Linked DNA regions of Homo sapiens: region 1 is linked to region 2. A link is a loop called in an ENCODE intact Hi-C map of the cell type or tissue named here. Cell type or tissue: CD4-positive, alpha-beta T cell. All regions are shown on one strand.

Evidence for each region. Hi-C counts contacts between places; a loop is a spot of excess contacts. Peaks named below come from ENCODE experiments on the same cell type or tissue, not always from the same donor. Only the 100,000 strongest peaks of a DNase experiment are listed, where the experiment ranks them.
Region 1: a loop joins it to region 2, with 2.6 times the contacts of the local background. A loop is called at or near these places in 4 of 110 quality-filtered maps.

What each region holds. Positions count from the first base shown.
Region 1 is chr12:46,458,996-46,461,495 of GRCh38, reverse strand. All of the region lies in intron 2 of SLC38A4-AS1 (SLC38A4 antisense RNA 1), which reads right to left. The region is part of intron 1 of LOC124902923 (a long non-coding RNA gene); the gene reads left to right. Among named protein-coding and RNA genes, the nearest start is that of SLC38A4-AS1, 77 kb to the right of the region's middle. In CD4-positive, alpha-beta T cell, no CTCF peak of the experiment used is centred here; a DNase peak (open chromatin) is centred at 1,155; H3K4me3 peaks cover 866 bases; H3K27ac peaks cover 1,962 bases.
Region 2 is chr12:46,511,159-46,513,658 of GRCh38, reverse strand. The region is part of intron 3 of SLC38A4-AS1 (SLC38A4 antisense RNA 1); the gene reads right to left. Among named protein-coding and RNA genes, the nearest start is that of SLC38A4-AS1, 130 kb to the right of the region's middle. In CD4-positive, alpha-beta T cell, no CTCF peak of the experiment used is centred here; no DNase peak of the experiment used is centred here.

The DNA.
Region 1 (2,500 bases), 52 kb after region 2:
TTGGACATAGTGCTGTCCCCACAGAACTGACCACCAGAGATATGACCAGGAGATATGACCAAAGAGATATGAACAGGAACCCTGGGAATACCAAACGGGAGGGAAATCAAGGGTGCAGCAGAAACAGAGTCCAGCAGAAGAGGAATGTTCTCCCATATACAGGAATCTAAATTCTACTTGATATTCTATCTCTTATAAGCACGTGTAGTTCACACCTCTATTTGGGATCCCTATAGAACACAGAGAAAGAGGGATGCTCTACTTCCCACTCATTTGCAAGCTTGCATTTAGGGAGCACTCACCATACAGTGAGTCTGATGTATGCTGTACATAGTAACAGTATACCCTGAGCCAGATGCTGTTTTAAGCCTTTTACATATATCTGTGAATTTTTTCATTTGATTCTTACAACCTCTCTATGAGGTAGTATACAGTAGTGTCTCTATTCTACAGATGACGAAACTGAAACACAGAGAAGCTGAGTAACTTGCCTGAGTTTACACAGCTACTAACTTAGCAGCAGCATTTAAACTCAGACAGCCTAGCTCCAGCCTGAGCTCTTTGGCCCTTCCTTCCATGCCTCTCTACCCCAGCACGTAGATAAGCAAGCACACCATGCCTCTCTTTCCTGCAGGAGCTCTCACTCCACTGGCAAAAGTGGGTATAAACACCTACACAGTGTACAGGGGCTATACTGGAAATATGAATCACATGACTGCAACTCACAAAACAAACTTCAGAAGACATAGTCCACAACACTTATACAAAACAGAACCTATTCTCCATAACAGAAATGGCTACCACTTATTAAGTGCCCCCCGCAAGGTACCTGGCACTTCATTTAAATTATCTCATTGCCTTCTCATAACAACCATGCAAGGGGCATAGTATCACTTCATCTTACATAAGAGGAAACTGAGGCTAAAAGAAATTGTGTGACCTCTTTTAGCTGAAGCTGAGGTCCTTTCCCTATTTATGTAGTCTCCTTAAAACACAATGCTTTGTCCTTACTCCTAAAAAGTGACACCAATGTCAGGTAACTTCATAACTTCTCTTTGATGTAGAAAGTAAGGGGAAGTGTTTCTGTTCAGGCAGTTACCAGATTCACTTCCCAAACTCTGCAACAGGAAGCTGGTGCAAACACACCAAAACATCATGCTCACAGCAGCCTGACTGCTTAGAAACCTCCAGCTCCAGATTATACCCTCCAAGGCTGACGGAAGCACTGCTGAAGGCACTTGCAAGGTATAAGGGTGCCACAATGGAGCGCTCCATCCCAGAGGCGAGGGTGATCCCAGGGACAAAGTGTTTGAAGAGCTCAGCAAATCATAAGGGGGAGGAAGAGGAAGAAGAGGGGAGGGGAGGGACTGGGACAGGATCCTTCCATCAAAATTGTCCTTCAACAACAAAGGTTGCCTAACCCTTCCTGATCAACGCAACCTCCACTTTTGGCTAGAAAGTGTCCTGGAATGGAAAAGAGAACTTAAGACCAAGGATTTGTATCCAGGATTTTAGAAGAGGAAGAGAAGTACATTTTAGCCCTGAAGTGTGAGACGTATTGCTTCTAAGAATAGAAAAAAGATAAAAATTATAACTGTTTTTAAAACATATACTACAGTTTTATAATAACAGCTGCTTTCCTCCCTCCTCCATCCCCCTCCTGCATAGAAAACACACTAACTGTACTAGTTAAATCCACAGTAATAGGTCAACTTAATATTAGTTTTTACTTTTTTTTTTGAGACACAGTCTTGTTCTGTCACCCAAGCTGAAGTGTAGTAGAGCGATCCCAGCTCACTGTAACCTCCACTTGCCGGGTTCAAGCGATTCTCCTGCCTCAGCCTCCCAAGTAGCCGGAACCACAGGTGCACGCCACCATGCCCAGCTAATTTTTGTATTTTTAATAGAGATGGAGTTTTGCCAGGCTGGTCTCGATCTTGTTGCCTTATGTGATCTGCCCACCTCAGCCTCCCAACATGTTGAGATTACAGGCATGAGCCATTGCCCTCTCTGTAGGGGACAGAAAAGGAGCAAGTCGTTAGACTTTCCAAAGAGTAGAAAAAAGAAAAGAACATGGCAAAACAGCATTTGGTTATCAGCAGGAGCAATGACTCAAATACAAGCATAACAAAGGAAGGGATGTGTGGTTGAGTCAAGAAAGTAGTGACTTGTGTGAAAACCAAAGAGGAGTGAATATTGTTCCTTCTGACCAATGAATGTAGACAGTCAGCGTGCTCGGAGCCTCATGGCATCCTGCTTTCCCCTGGGGCTGCTAGGGGGATTAGGTAAATATAAACGTCTTCAAATAACACAAGATGTGAAAAATAGAAAGCACAGCAAACTGGAATAGTCATCAGATGATATATCTAGGAGAGCTTATTCTGCAAACTAGAATTACAGAATAGAGAGATGTGGTCAATTAAGAGTATTTAAAGATGAGTTTCTATGATGAGGGTAGGTGACAAGAGGGAGTTGTAATCCAGGACAAAGAATCAGAAGA
Region 2 (2,500 bases):
GAACATCCAGGCAGAAAATTAACAAAGACATTCAGGATGGTAACTCAGCATTGGACCAAACGGATCCAATAGACCTTTACAGAAGGTTCTACCCAAAACAACAGAATATACATTTATCTCATCACCACATGACACATACTTTAAAGTCAACCACATAATTGGACATAAAACAATCCTCAACAAATAGAACCAAAATCATACCAAACACATTCTCAGACCACAGTGCAATAAAAATACAAGTCAACACACTGAAAATTGCTCAAAATCATACAATTACATGGAAATTAAACAACGTGCTACTGAATGACTTCTGGGTAAATAATGAAGTTAAGGCAGAAATCAATAAGCTCTTTTAAAATAATGAGAACAAAGATACAACATATCAGAATCTCTGGGACACAGCTAAGGCAGGGTTAAGAGAGAAATTTATAGCACTAAATGCCCACATCAAAAAGCTAAAAAAAAAATCTCAAATTAACAACTTAACAACTGAAAGAATCAAAGAAGCGAGAACAAATTAACCCCAAAGCTAGCAGAAGATGAGAAATAACAAAAATCAGAGTTGAACTGGAGGAAATCAAGACAGAAAAATATTCAAAAGATCAACAAATCCAGGAGTTGTTTTTTTGAAAAAAAATCAATAAAATAGGCCACTACCTAGCCTACTTAAGAAGAAAAGAGAGAAGATTCAAATAAACACAATTAGAAGTAATGAAGCAAATGTTACAACTGACCCCACAGAAATGCAAACAATCATCAGAAACTACTATGAACATTTCTAAACACACAAACTAGAAAACCTAGAAGAGATGGATAAATTCCTGAACACATACACCCTCCCAAGACTGAGCCAGGAAGAAATTGATTCCCTGAACAGACCAATAATGAGCTCTGAAATTGAATCAGTAATAGCCTACCAACAAAAAAAAAAGCCCAGGACCTGATAGATTCACAGCCGATTTCTATAAGGTGTACAAGGAAGAGCTGGTACTATTCCTACAGAAACCATTCCAAAAAATTGAGGAGAAGGAACTTCTCTGCAACTATTTCTATGAGGCCAGCATCATTTGATACCAAAACCCAGCAGAACACAACAAATAAAGAAAACTTCAGGTCAGTACCCTTGATGAACATCAGTGCAAAAATTCTCAATAAAACACTTGCAAACCAAATCCAGCAGCACATCAAAAAGCTAATTCACCACAATCAAGTAGGCTTAATCCCCAGGATGGAAGGTGGGTTTGACACACAAATCAATAAATGTGATCCATCACATAAACAGAACTAAAGACAAAAACCACATGATTATCTCAATATATGCAGAAAAGGCTTTTGATAAAATCTAACATCCCTTCATGTTAAAAAAACTCTCAACAAACTAGGTATTGAAGGACCAAACCTCAAAATAATAAGAGCCATCTATGACAAACCCACAACCAACATTATACAAAATAAACATAAGGTGGAAGGGTTCACCTTGAAAACTGGCGCAAGACAAGGATGCCTTCTCTCACCACTTCTATTCAACGTAGTATTGGGAGTCCTAGTCAGAGTAATCAGGCCAGAGAAAGAAATAAAGGACATCCAAATAGGAAGAGAGAAAGTCAAACTATCTCTGTTTGCAGATGACATTATTCTATATCTAAAAAGCCCCATAGTCTCAGCCCAAAAAGCTCTTTCAACTGATAAACAACTTCAGCAAAGTTGCAGGATAAAAAAATCAATGTACAAAAATTACTATTATTCCTATACAACTACAACAACCAAACAGAACCAAATCAGAATGGCAATCCCATTCACAATTGCCATACACACACACAAAATAAAATACCTAGGAATACACCTAACCAGGAAAATGAAAGATCTCTACAATGAAACTTACAAAACACTGTTCAAATAAATCAGAGAAGACACAAGCAAATGTAAAAGCATCCCCTTCTCATGGATAGAAAGAATCAATAGTATTAAAATGTCTACAGTGCCCAAAGCAATTTACAGATTCAATGCTATTCCTATAAAAATACCAATGACATTCTTCATAGAACTAGTAAAAATATTTTAAAATTTATATGGAACCAAAAAAGAGCCTGAATAGCCAAGGCAAGCCTAAGCAGAGGAGGAATCACATTACCTGACTTCAAACTATACCACAAAGCTACAATGACCAAAACAGCACGTTACTGGTACAAAAACAGACACACAGACCAATGGAACAGAATAGAGAGCCCAGAAATAAGGCTGAACATCTACAACCATTTGATCTTTAACAAAGCTGACAAAAACAAGCAATGGAGGAAAGACCTTATTCAATAAATGGTGCTGGGATAACCAGCTAGCCATATGCAGAAGATTGAAGATGGACGCATTCCTTATGCCATATACAAAAATCATCTCAAGATGGATTAAAGACTTAAATGTGAAACCCAAAACTATAAAAACCCTGAAAGACAACCTAGGCAATGGCATACTGGACTCAGGAATAGGCAAAGATTTCACGACA